Linked DNA regions of Homo sapiens: region 1 is linked to region 2. Evidence: chromatin contacts called from ENCODE Hi-C or POLR2A ChIA-PET data. All regions are on one chromosome and are shown on one strand. Each heading gives the region's core, a stretch centred on a gene start or an enhancer-like site at or near the end of the contact. The rest is flanking DNA. Distances are from core to core; before and after follow the strand shown.

Region 1 (6,799 bases), core at 3,504-6,003, 73 kb after region 2:
GGGGCTTCTGACTTCATTCACTGGCCTTATTCGGCATCGTAACAACTGACTTTATCCCGGCTTTATGGTTTGCCTCTGTGACATCCTGAGGGAGTAGTTGCACTATACATACACACACACTCACGACTTTCACACACACATATCACACACTCACACAATTCACACACAATCACACACAATTCACACACACAACACGCACACATCACATACAACTCACACATCACACACAACTCACGGACATCACACAAATTCACACACACTCTCACAACTCACATCACACACAAATTCACACACACACCCCACACACATTCACATACCATCACACCCCCACACACTCAGCACACACACTCACACATTTACACACACACAACCTACACTCACATATCACACTCACAATTCACTCTTACATAACACACACACTCTCACATCCACACACCCCCCACACACCCTCACACATTCACACACACTCACCCCCCACACACACTCACACACACCCCTTCCTCACACTCCCCCATTCGACAGAATTCTGCTTTGTAAAGGGAGCTGTGAGGACGGAAATACTAAGGCATACCATCAGAGGGAGGGAAAGAAAAGACTGGGAAGAAAATTCACTGAAAAGGATTTCTGAGTCTGCAGATGGGGAACTTTTTCTTTTGAAACCATTTCAGACTTACAGAAAAGCACAAAGTACTTTTCACAGAAAAATACAAGAGTACAGACAATTCCTGTGTCCTTTTCACCCTGTCTGCTTCTGATTTTCCTTCCCTATGTAGACTGTTTTCTGAACCATTTGAGAGTAAGGTGCAGATAAGATCCCCCTTTATCCCTAAATACTTGAGTGTATGTTTCCTAAAAAACATGAATATTCTCTTTCATAACTCAAATACATTATCTAACTCGGGAAATTAATATTGACACAACACTATTATCTAAACTATACATCTTTCTGATGTAAAATTTCACCAGTTATTCTAATAATGTTCTTTATAAGAGCAAAATAATGTTCTTTATAAAGAGAAAAAAATGTTTTGATCCAACATCCAATCCAACCTCTTAACAATGTCACGACTTTTTTTTTTTGAGACGGAGTCTCGCTCTGTCGCCCAGGCTGGAGTGCAGTGGTGCGATCTTGGCTCGCTGCAAGTTCCGCCTCCCGGGTTCACGCCATTCTCCTTCCTCAGCCTCCCAAGTAGCTAGGACTACAGGCGCCCGCCACTAAGCCCGGCTAATTTTTTGTATTTTTTTAGTAGAGACGGGGTTTCACCGTGTTAGCCAGGATGGTCTCGATCTCCTGACCTCGTAAGCCACCCGCCTCGGCCTCCCAAAGTGCTGGGATTACAGGTGTGAGCCACCGCGCCCGGCCTTTTTTTATTTTTTTGAGACGGAGTCTCACTCTGTCGCCCAGGCTGGAGTGCAGTGGCGCGATCTCGGCTCACTTCAAGCTCTGCCTCCCGGGTTCATGCCATTCTCCTGCCTCAGTCTCCCGAGTATCTGGGACTACAGGCGCCCGCCACCACGCCCCGCTAATTTTTTTTTTTTTTTTTGTATTTTTAGTAGAGACGGGGTTTCACTGTGTTAGCCAGGATGTCTCGATCTCCTGACCTCTTAATCTGCCCACCTCGGCCTCCCAAAGTGCTGGGATTACAGGCGTGAGCCACCGCGCCCGGCCAGCAATATCATGTCTTTTTAGGTTTCTTCAATTAGAATAGTTCTTCAGCTTTGTCTTTCATGACACTGACATTTTTGAAGAATGTAAGCCATTTATTTAATCGACTGTCCCTCCTTTTGAATTAGTCTGATGTTTCCTCACAATTAGATTCCGGTTGTACCTTTTTGGCAGGAAAACCACAGAGGTGATATCATGTCCTTCAGCACACATACATCAGGAGATATATGCTATCAATCTGTCCCATTTGTCCCTTGCGATGTTAACTTTGATCATTTGATTCAGGTGGGGATTATCAGTCCTCTCTACTGTAAAGTTATTATTTTTCTCTTTGAAATCAATAGGTGTTTTATGAGGATCTACTTTGAGATTGTGTAAATACACTGTTTCTCATCAAATTTTTACCCACTAGTTTTAACATCCCTTGATAATTCTTGCCTGAATCATTAATGACTCTAAGGTTTACCAAATGGTCATTTTCTAATTTTATCATTTCTTATACCTATATTAGTTGTAATTTTACTCTAAGGAAAGCCTTTTTCTTTTTCTCCATTTATTTATTTGCTTATATTAATATGGACTTAGATTTTCACATTTTATCCAATTTATTATTATTATTATTTTAGATGAAGTCTCCCTTTTGTCATCCAGACTGGAGTGCAGTGGTGTGATCTCGGCTCACTGCAGCCTCCGCTTCCTGGGTTCAAGCAATTCTCCCGCCTCAGCCTCCCGAGTAGCTGGGAAAACAGGTGCTCACCACCATGCCCAGCTAATTTTTGTATTTTTAGTAGAGATGGAGTTTCACCGTGTTGGCCAGGCTGGTCTCGAACTCCTGACCTCAGGTGATCCACCCGCCTTGGCCTCCCAAAATGCTGGGATTACAGGCATGAGCCACCGTGCCCAGTTGATTATTATTATTATTTTTTAAAAGTTCAGATTGTCCAAGATTTGAATGGGAGCTCCTTCCAGCTTCTTCTTCTTCTTCTTCTTTTTTTTTTTTTTTTTATTGAAACAGGGTATCTTTTACTACATAGCACAGGCTGGAGTGCAGAGTGGCTATTTACAGAGGTGATCATGGCTCACTGCAGCCTCAAACTCTTGGGTTCAAGCAATCCTCCCACCTCAGCCTCCTGACTAGCTGGGACTACAGGTGCATGTTACTGCCCCCCAGCTAGGGTTATTTTTGAAGGTGGATTCTCCAAAACTCTGGTCCAGGCTATTTCTCCAAATTATGAATGTTTAAACAGCATTCAAGAATCTAATTTTTAACATTATGAGAAAGCACAGCATCTATGCCAGTGAATTTTAGAGTTCCAACGAAATAACAAGATGTTTATTTACATACATTTTATAATCTTCCTAAAGACCAGACTCATTTCCTAAGTGAGGACATGACTTCCTCTCTCTTCTCCCGGTCCTGATGTATGTCCAGTCCATTTCACAGTAGACCTACTGAGGAAGTAGCAGGGTAGAGAGGAGAGTCAGGGAAGTGGGAAGGTGAGAGAGAAGTAGGGAGGAAAAGGAACAGGAGGAGAAAGAACTCCTCTCCTCTCCTCATTTGTTCAGACGGTCTGGCACCTACAGCCTCCTCATGTCCCCCAGCCCCACTGCCCCCTCCTGGAAGTCAGCGCACTGCTGCCGCTGGCATTCACATCGTGTCGGCAGGACGCCGCGTTGTCAGAGGTTAGAGACAGCCACTTTCATCTCAGAAAAGGGGCCGGGAGATGACCTGGGTTATATAGAAGGAACTCAAGTCTTCTTGCCGCAGAAATGCCACTGGAAGGGATGGAGGAGAGAAAACCCGGTTGTATGATGTCTGCATTGCCCTCCTCGCTGGAACTCACCACAGGCTGGAGGTGCTTCCGGCAGAACCGAGCTCCGGGGAAAGCCTGTGATAAATCATCTCTGTCTTTACTAGCCAAGGGTTGCTATGGCAATAGGAATACACTGTAGGTTTTAAGAGATGTAATTTTCTGTGATTCACTGTATATTTTTAGCCATTTTTCCCTCTGTATTATCTCCCTGTGGTAATTGCCTATTAATGCTGGTCTGTACTAAGATTGGACTAAACGGTCGATTCTCAGAAGAGATGAAAACCCTGGAGCTCAGTAAGTACAAGGGGGTGATGGCCCATGAACTTAAGAGTAACCTGGTAGAACAACCAGATTAGTTCAGGACATGGATGAATTCACGTGGCCCATGCTACGTCTGTCTTGGGAGGAGAGTAAAGCAGAGTGAAGGGACCCAGCAATGTGGCTCTGGAGTTTTGGGAATGGGAAGCTGAGTCACACTACCCACTGAAATCCATATGCTCGAATGGTGTCAAGGGCAGGCCACAAAAGTCAGAAACGAGCATCCTGCGCAAGGGACACTAGGACCCAGGTTTCCAAACAAAGGAACTGTAAAAGCTTCTAACCTTTTGTTTTTTTTTTTGTTGTTGTTGTTGTTGTTTTTTTTTTGAGACAGAGTCTCGCTCTGTTGCCCAGGCTGGAGTGCAGTGGTGTGATCTCGGCCCATTGCAAGCTCCACCTCCCAGGTTCATGCCATTCTCCTGCCTCAGCCTCCCGAGCAGCTGGGACTACAGGCGCCCACCACCATGCCCGGCTAATTTCTTTGTGTGTTGTTTTTTTTTTTTTAGTAGAGACGGGGTTTCACCGTGTTAGCCAGGATGGTCTCGATCTCCCGACCTCGTGATTCACCTGCCTCGACCTCCCAAAGTGCTGGGATTACAGACATGAGCCACCGTGCCTGGCCTCTAACCTCTTTTAATTTAGTTCAAGTCTTCTATTGTTTCTTATCTTATCCTTCCTTCTTTATTCCTTTCTTCTTTCTTTCCTTGCTCTAATTTTACTTTTTTTTTTTTTTTTTTTAACCGTAAAATCAGGGGAGAGACTAAGAGGAGGTGAAAACAGAATGTATCTAGTTGCTATTGGTTCATAGTTGTATCAGGGGTCTTTCCATCCAGGCCACAGAAAATCCAGCCTAAACTGCTTAAGCAGAAAGAGAACTTACTCTTTCTCTAATAGCTGAAAAGTCCAGGGGCTTGGGTTTAGTCTCAGGCACAGTTGTATTCAGAAGGCCAGATGACATCATCAACATCTGGGCTGTCTGACACACCACTAAGTTTCACTGATATTTGGGCATTTGGGCTGCAATAACATGAAACTCAGCTAACAGAGGCTTCAACAAAGTGTGGTTTGTTTTTCTCACATAAGAAGTCCAGAGAGAGGTTTATTTTTCTCATTCAACAAGCAGCCCAGAATAGGCATAGATGACGTTACTATGCAGCAGCTCAGTAATGTCATCAAGAACCCAGCCTCCTTCTTCATTTCAGCTCTACTGTCTTCAGGGTCACAGGAGGACAGGTCCAGCTCTAGACATTCAAGGCAGAAAGAAGAGGCTAGCTAACTTCCGATTTTTTTTTTTTTTATCCAGAAAAGTAAATCAATCCCCAAAGTTCCCAGCTGACCTCTGCTTCCAGTTGATTGAATACATCAGTGCCATGAGGCCACTTTAGCCACAGAGGAGGCTGGGAAAGTACGTTTTTAAGCTTTTTTGGTCCCTGCAGTAGAAGCAGTGTTTTTTGTTTGGTTTGGTTTTGCCTCATATAACAGTCAAAGAACAAACCGTACCCAAGATTGTGAAAGGGTTCTGCCTCTTCCTTGCAGTCTGACCAGTCACTCCGTTGTCATATCCTAGCCAAGAAGGGAGAAGGTATAAGAGAAGGGCAAGAAGCTTTCTTTTAAGGATGCAATGCATAAGTTGCATTCATCACTTCTCTTCTGCCCATATGCTATTGGTCAGAACATAACCACATGATCACAACCAGCTGTAAGGGTGGCTGGGAAATGTAGTACTTGGGTAGCCATGTGCCCAGCTAAAACTTGAGGAGTTCTGTTAGTCACATGATGAAGAAGAGGGGTATTTTGAAACAACTAGCAATCTCCTCAGGTGTAGTTAGAGCTCCATGATGTGCTCACTTCACATTGCATGCCTGTATCAAAACATCTTATCTACCCCATAAATATATACACCTACTATATACCCACAAACATTTTTTAAAAATAAAATAAAACAAAAATAAATTAAAAAATAAAAAAGAGCAGTTATAGGAGAAAGGGTTTGGATGGCTATTAGATTCACTCATTCAAGGCCAAATATTTCTGCCTCTGCCACATTCTCAGAGAGGCTTACCTTTGTGCAGGTAAGACAGCTTCAGCATCACCAGCCTCACATTCTCCCTGGTCCAAGACCATTAGTAAAAGAGCTCAACATCTTCGCAGCTACCCTGGGCAGTCTCACCACATCTCCTTGGTTCTTACTGGGTCACCTGCCCATCATTAACTAAGGGGATGCAATGCAATACTCTGGTCATTCCTGAATGACTTGCTCCACAAAATCACCAAGATCTTTCTGGGCCTCAGTTTGCTCATCTGTAAACTAAACATAATAAAACCTACCTCACAGGGTTGGTGGGAGAGTGCTGCTGGGGGACTCAGGCTGAGCTGGGGGTCATTGTCCATACATGCATTTCAGTTTGCCTACTGACCAGACTCACCTTAACAATATCATTTCAAAAAACAAGACCCTCTAAAATCAAAGTAATCATCAGTGGATAGTTAGCCTAGATCTCATCTTATAATATATTCCAAAGTAAAAATACTTGCTAGGTACCTGGCACTGTGCTAAGCACTTTGCATACCTTCTATCAAAACTCTCAAAGTAATTCCATGGGAGAGATACTTTCACTGTTTTCAATTAACAGACAAGAGTGGTGATGGGTGCCTGTAATCCCAGCTACTCGGGAGGCTGAGGCACAAGAATCACTTGAACCTGGGAGGCAGAAGTTCCAGTGAGTCGAGATCACACCACCGCACTCCAGCCTGGGTGACAAAGCAAGACTCTTAAAAAAACAAACGAATAAACAAACAAAAATAAACGAGTAAATAAACAAAAGGGATAAGGAAATTTAGCTCCTTGCCTAAGGTCACAGCCAGCACAGTGATGGAGCCACAAAGCCAGGACTAACTTTGAACCCCCACAATCTCCTCCCTCTTATTGTATAAAAATAAGTAAAAATAACCACATATTTATGAAATCACGAAAACCTTCCTGCTGATTGTGGTGGTCACA
Region 2 (7,427 bases), core at 106-2,605:
CCCCTTTGAGTTACTCTCAACAGCTTTGACATTATTCACCACTTCCTGCCTCTCCTCGCCCAGCTCCTCCTCCTGCCCTGACTGCTTCCTCTCTGTGTCCCTGACATGCCCCTCTCTCTCCCTCTCTCTTTTCTCTCCCTCTCTCTCCTCCCTGTCTCTCTCTCTCCCTCCTTCTGTCTCTCTTTCTCCTGTGCAGCAGTGACACTCCCTGTGCTCCTTGGCTTTCTGGCTTGGGCCTTCTTCTTCCCTCACTTTCCCCGAGTGATCTCATCCACTCCTTCACTCCACAAATATTTACTGAGCACACACCACGAATCAGGCAAGGTTCTAAGCCCTGAGGTATCACAATGAAGAAGACAAAGTCCCGGATGTTATAGAGTTCACATTTACCAAGGTGTCAATTCTGTCTGGATGCCCGTGACACCGAGCTGTCTCCAGCCCAGATCTTTCTCTCCTGTCTGCTTAACACCTCTACTTGGACATCCCACAAAAAACGGGACTTGTCCAGAGGTAAAGTTTTCATCCTTACTGCCTTCCGGACCAGCTTATCTTCCTATCTCGATTACCCAAACCAGGAGCTGCTCTTTGCATTCATTTGTCATCTTTGATTCTTCACTTTCATTCTCCCCTTCAATCCAGCCTGTAACGAAGTCCTGTCAATTCTACCTCCCAATCCTCCTAAATGCCTCTAGAATCCATCCACTGCTCTTTACGCCCAACACTATTACTCTGACTTAGAGCCATATCCCCTCTTCCCTGGTTCCCACCAGGTGACCCTCTGGTCTTATTCTCTCCCATGCCACACCCTTCAATACATTGTCCGCACTGCAGTCGGAGTCATTGTCTAATGTACCTACAGAACTGATCTCACGACCTCCCTGCTTAAAATTCTTCATTGCCTTTAAAATTAAAGCCAAACCTCTTATCATGGCCCCTGCCTACTTCTCAGTCCTCTCCCCCACCACCCACCTCACTCTCACACACTTTACTGTGTGTGTCTCCTGACACACACAGTAAACTTTTTTTTTCAGTGCCCTGGATGTGCCACATTCCCTCACAACTCCGAACCTTGAAAGTGCTGTTCCTTCAGCTTGGAAGTCTTCCTCACTCCTGACCCGCACCACCTCACCTGGCTAACTCCTATTTACATCAGGCTCAGCTCAGAGGTAACCTCTAGAGCACTTTCCATTAAGGCTGTCGTCTGTGGCAATTGCCCTCCTATGTACTTCCATGTCATCTTGTATTATCCACTCTATTATGATCATCTGATTTCACTGTTTATTTTCTGCGTTCCTCTTCCATGAGACTGTATGCCACAGGAAGGCAGGAACAAAGTCCACATCACTCATACTGTGTCATTGTGTTTCCAGTCTTCAGAAAATACCAATCAAGAAATAACTGTCAAAAATGAATAGTTTCTTGCCTCCCTCCTCCTGCCCTCTAAGTGCAGACATTGCTTAAGATTCATGTTTTCCAGCTTTGCTCGATTTCCTTCTTTATATTTCATGGATTCCTATTACTTCAGTGATTGGATATGTGTGAAGAAATCTCCAATCTACCCCCAAGCTAGATAGCTCTCAGCTCCCAGACTGCATTTCCAATCTCATGCTAGACATTCATGCTTGTAGGTTTTTCCATCATCTCAGATAAAAGATATAAAACATTAAAAGCATGCAAAGGATATATGTGTAAGGATGTGCAATGCAACATTGTCTATAATATAGAAAAATTGGAAACAATCCAAATGCCCATCAAAAGAGAATTGGGTAAATAAACTGTGTACCACTGTGCAGACTAGAAAGATTTATATATTGATGTGAAAAGATGTCCATGATATACCGTTCAGTAAAAAAGCAGCTTCATCTGTGTAAATACATACAGTGCTCTTTTGAATAATTTTCCCTTCCTTTGATCCCAAAGTCAATGATACTCATTTGTATGTTGAACAATGAATTTTATAATGCACACTTCAAATGAATGTATAAGGGAATTGAAAAAAGTACTAGGTATTATCTATTAAGAGACTCCTGTTAACCACACACACAAAAACAGGTTTCAGAACTATAGAGTTTAATTTTATTCAATCATTCAACATGCATTTATTAAGCACCTATTATGTGCCAGTTTCTGTTCCAGGTACTGGGGATATGCAGAGAGCAAGGCAAAGTCCTTGCTCTCACAGTTTTCTTTTTTTTTTTTTTTGAGACAGAGTTTCGCTCTTGTCGCCCAGGCTGGAGTGCAGTGACACGATCTCGGCTCACTGCAACTTCTGCCTCCCGGTTTTAAGCAATTCTCCTGCCTCAGCCTCCCGAGTAGCTGGGACTACAGGCGTGCACCACCATGCCCAGCTAATTTTTTGTATTTTTAGTAGAGACGGGGTTTCACCATGTTGGCCAAGCTGGTCACGAACTCCTGGCCCCAAGTGGTCCACCCGCCTCAGGCTCCCAAAGTGCTGGGATTACAGGCGTGAGCCACTGCACCCGGCTGCTCTCACAGTTTTCTAAATAGACAGTAAGCAAATAAATAGACAGAATTAAATGTCACGTAATGATACGTGGTATGAAGAAACTGAATTATGAGGTGTGCTATTCTGCTTAGGATGCTTAGAGAGGGGCTTTCCAAAATAGTGACAGTTGAGCAGAGACCTGAATAAAAGTGAGGGCGGGAATTACCTGAATATTTGGGGCAAGGATATTCTGACCGGAAGAACCAGCCATCACAGAGGCCTACAGTATTGCCGTGTTTAACTGGTTCTAAAACTGCAAGGCAGCCACAGCAGCTGGAGCAAAGTAGGGGGAGGAAAGAGTGGAGGGAGATGTGGCCGTGGTGTGGGCTCTGGGCTCTGGTGTCCATTCTAAGTGTGATGAAAAGTAAGTCTTCAGAGGTGTTTCTGTTACATGTTAGTGTCTCATTTTTAAAAGTCAGCATAAAATAATTCTGAGATGTGAAACTATAGGAGACTTTCATTTTCAAAACCAATGATGCTCTGATTATTTTTTTTTTTTTTTTTTGCCAAAGTAATACTCACCGTAAAACATTCAAACACATTCAAGCACAATCTTGTGTTTGAATGTTTTACGGTGAGTATTACTTTGGCAATCAGAAAAAAAAATGATTTTTTAAATGTGTGGGCTGGACACAGTGGCTCATGCTTGTAATCCCAGCACTTTGGGAGGCTGAGGTGGGCAGATCACTTGAGCCCAGGAGTTCGAGACCAGTCTGGGCAACATGGCAAAACCCTGTCTCTACTAAAAATACAAAAATTAGCTGGGTGTGGTGGCACACACCTGTAGTCCTAGCTACTCAGGAAGCTAAGGGAGGAGGATAGCTTGAGCCCAGGATAGTCCAGGCTGCAGTGAGCCATGATCACACCACTGCACCCCAGCCTGGGCAACAGAGCAAGACCCTGCCTCAAAAACAATAATAAAAATAATGGCCGGGCGCGGTGGCTCACGCCTGTAATCCCAGCACTTTGGGAGGCCAAGGCAGGCCGATCACGAGGTCAGGAGATCGAGACCATTCTGGCTAACACGGTGAAACCCCGTCTCTACTAAAAATACAAAAAATTAGCTGGGCGTGGTGGCGGGCGCCTGTAGTCCCAGCTACTCGGGAGGCTGAGGCAGGAGAATGGCGTGAACCTGGGAGGCGGAGCTTGCAGTGAGCCAAGATTGCACCACTGCACTCCAGCCTGGGCAACACAGTGAGACTCCATCTCAAAAAAAATAAAAATAAAAATAAAATAAAATAAAATAAAATAAAATATGTGCCTACCCTTTGACTCATCAACTCCCTTTCAAGAAAAATATCCTTTAAATATTGGATAAATATGTAAAAATATGTATATAAGGATGTTCATTACAGTATTATTTATAGCAACAAAAAATAGAAATAACTTCGATGTTCAACAATAGGGGATTGACTCAACAATAGGTGATTGACCAAATTGTAAAAACTATACAATGGAATCATGAATAGTCATGACAAATTATGTTGTAGAATATCTCCCCCAGCTAAAAATTAGTTCAATTCCCAGCTCTATGAAGGCTTTCTGTCTGCCCTGGCCTAACAGGACCTCTTCCTCCTTGAAGCTTATTCATGCTTATTGTCTACAGCATCCTCTGGCCCCCACAGTGGAAGAACAAGTGCAGCTCACACCCGGCTGGCTCTGAGCTGTGCTAATGGAAGGGGAGTGGAGCAGAGCAATCCTGAACAATAGATAATTCATTCCTTTGTAAATGCATCAGATAATTTATTTTGCAGTGGATTCACCTTCCTAATTAGCTTTCCCCATGTTAGTATTAAAATTAATGAGCATTTCCAAACACTAGTAGCAGAGGCAGGACCTAGAAGAAGGCAAAAGAGCAAAGAGTTCCCCTGGGTAACCCACTGGCTGGACAACAGGACCTGGAAGCTCAGAGGGTTGTCGGGGCTCTTCCCCTGTACAACTGCCCACTCCTCTTCACTGAGAGACTAGAATACGGCCCCTCCTTAGTAATCCCTGGGCAGGGCACTCTCCTAAGGGAGCCCTCCTGGCCTCTGTCTGCCCTGTAGTCATGCCTTCCCAGGGAGGAGGACGCAGCAGCTATCTCCCCTTTGCCCTTGTTCAGCCAGCTCTATACCCACGGGGTGACCTGTGTGGATTACATGAGCATGATCTCTTATCTTCTGGCCTCCCTCCTGAGGAGGAGGATATGAACCCGCACTCCCTTCCTGCAGGTGACAGCAGGCTGGCCTTTGCCCTTGGCTTGCAGGGCTGGGCTTCCTAAGCCTGCTTCTGATCCCCTTTGTGCATGAGCGTCTCCTCTCGGCACTGCCATGGGACAGTAACATAGCCACTCATGAACTATCCTGGGGTCTCCTTCCCAGTCTACTTGAGCAATTCTGCTGAGCGGCCAAGTGACTGACTCAACAGCTCTGATGGAGACCAGGACACATTCCTTCCAATCACCTCACGGCAGCCTCCTCTGGAAAGGGCAGGATACCACTGGGAAAAGAGAAGCCACAGCTATCTTAAAGAGAGTTTCCTAATAGCCATTACATAAGGGCTCATGTGACAGCCTCTTCCACCCAGTGGTCCTGAGCGGCCAGGGAGGCTATCTACCCATGTGAGGTATTTGAGGGGGCCCAGTAACACCCCCTACCAACCCAAGTCCTCCACCAGCTGAGAAATAGGACAAATTAGTTAACAAATGGAGACCCTATTTATTACTGATATAAATGCTGATATTGAGTAATAATATATTTCTGTCTTAGGGCTGCCTAATACCAAAGCCCAGAATGAGTTAGAACTGGCACCCAGGCTGGGCACAGTGGCTCACTCCTGTAATCCCAGCACTTTGGGAGGCCTAGGTGGGTGGATCACTTCAGCTCAGGAGTTAGAGATCAGCCTGGGCAACATGGTGAGACCACATCTCTACAAAAAATAAATTAGCCGGGTGTGATGGTGCATGCCCGTAGTCCCAGCTACTAAGGAGGCTGAAGTGGGAAGATCACCTCAGCCTGGGAGGTCAAGGCTGCAGTGAGTCATGTTTACCACTGCATTCCAGTCTGGGTGATGGAGCAAGACCCTGTGTCAAAAAAAAAAAAAAAAAAAAGAAAAGAAAAGAAAGAAAAAGAAAAAGAAAGAATAGGCGCTCAGGTAGTGCTGGGGAGGGCAGGCCTCTCTACAGGGGGAGGTAGCGCCACTTCATCGCACAACAATGTAGAAAGACCGGCCCCTAAGAAGAAAGAAAGAGGAAGGCATTGAAATAGGCCAAATTTCTCCTAAACTCACCAGTGGAATTCAGTCACCCCTCCTGTCATTCAGGGATAGCTGACATATTCTAACTGTGTAATTTGAATAAAAATCTAATAAGAGGATTCTTCACAAAAGTGTGGGCAGAGCATGGAGAATCCACAAAGGACAGTGCAATATCCCAGAGCTGAAATGGAGGCAGAGGGAGCAGTTACCAGAATCCGAAGAAAGAGAAGCATCTGATAGGAGGGACCGCCTTCAGTCAAGGGGTGTTCTGTGGCCAGCCTGCTGCCACCTGCGGGAAGGGAGTGTGGGGTTCATATCCTCCTCCCTACAAGGGAGGCCAGAAGATAAGAGATCCCGCTCATGTAATCCATATAGGTCACCGTGTGGGCATAGAGCTGGCTGAACAAAGGCAAAGGGAAGTTAACTGTTGTGTCCTCCTCCCTGGGAAGGCGTGACTATAGGGCAGACAGAAGCCAGGAGGGCTCCCTTAGGAGAGTTCCCTGCCCAGGGAAGGACATATCAGGAAGGGGAAAGAAGCAGTCCTTCCCAATGATCCACACTTGCAAAAGCACCTTGTTTAGGCTCACACAGCTAGGGAGTGATGGGGCTGAGAGTGCCTCCTGTCTCCTAGCTGGGGGCCCTCTGCATGGATGGTTTATCTCTTAAACTTCTTATTGATCCAAGAGTGGATTGTTGGGAGCCCCTGTTCAGCAATCTCTGCACTAGTTCAAAAATTTCTGTTCGTGGGCGGGAGGGGGACAGTGGAGTTGGGAGAGGTGGGCAGGAAGGAAAGAGATTGTCTTAGTCAGTTTGGGATGCTATAACGAAATACCTTAGACTGGGTAATGTATAAACACTAGAAATGTATTGCTCACACTTCTGGAGGCTGAGAAGTCCACGTTCAAAGCATCAGCAGATTAAATGTCTGGTGAGAGCCTGCTGTTCAAGATGAACATAGATGGTTCCTTTTATGTGTCCCCATATGGCTGAAGGGGAGAACAAGCTCCCTCAGGCCTCTTAAGGACACTCATCCCATTTGTGAGGATGAAGCCGTCCTTCCCTATATGCTTCCAAACACCACACCTCTCAATAGGATCCCACTGGGGATTAAGTTTCAACACAAGAATGTTGAGGAGACACAAACCTTCAGACCACAGCAGAGATAAAGAGGGAAAAAATGGTATTTGTGGGTTTTGTTTTTGTTTTGCCTTTGAAAATTCCCTGGAGGGAAATAATCTACTGTTAAAATCAATCTTTCTCCTTTGCTCCTGTCTCTCTCTGTCTCTCCCCACTTCTTTCTCTCCTATCTCTCTCTCTCCCCTCCCACTTCTTTCTCTCTTCCAATTCCTGCATCTCTTTCACAATCACCCCAGAAGTTCCCTCCCTCCCCTCCTGTGTTCCTGTGTGACCTCCCAACCCCAGGCAGGAGATGGCAGTGATTCTAAAAGAAGATGAGGGGCTATGACACCCTGCAGAGGCCTGAGGTCTCAGACAGACCCAAGGAACTTGCACCAAAGTTTCCTGTCACCCAGTTTCAGCACTATTCTATGGCCCAGCTATCTCTGATGAGAAACAATTCAAATTCTTTTTCAGCTCCTCAGAAGGTAGCATTTATAGGCCTGCTGGCTAAAATATTCACAATCAGTTCCTTTCCATGAGCAAAGGTGGTGGAATCTGGGAGATCAAA

The links. Hi-C counts contacts between places; a loop is a spot of excess contacts on that map. ChIA-PET counts read pairs that join two places held with the same protein, here RNA polymerase II (POLR2A). Pooled maps may share reads with other maps.
Region 1: a pooled map shows a loop between it and region 2 (2.1-fold over the local background). The contact joins two enhancer-like sites. A Hi-C loop is called at or near these places in 2 of 168 maps with a recorded cell type or tissue (Caco-2 and PC-9) and 6 of 50 pooled maps. POLR2A ChIA-PET finds 5 or more read pairs at or near these places in 2 of 52 experiments (GM10248 and activated B cell).

The regions. Positions count from the first base shown.
Region 1 is chr14:65,167,628-65,174,426 of GRCh38, reverse strand. No RefSeq gene overlaps it. Among named protein-coding and RNA genes, the nearest start is that of LINC02324, 51 kb to the left of the region's middle. RefSeq lists a silencer at 1-56 and enhancers at 3,268-3,437, 3,458-3,517, 5,081-5,180. Within about 2 kb of position 4,753, at least 4 of the 41 ENCODE cell types and tissues checked have a DNase peak (open chromatin) inside an H3K27ac peak, as active enhancers do.
Region 2 is chr14:65,236,804-65,244,230 of GRCh38, reverse strand. No RefSeq gene overlaps it. Among named protein-coding and RNA genes, the nearest start is that of LINC02324, 18 kb to the right of the region's middle. RefSeq lists an enhancer at 5,612-6,180. Within about 2 kb of position 1,355, at least 3 of the 41 ENCODE cell types and tissues checked have a DNase peak (open chromatin) inside an H3K27ac peak, as active enhancers do.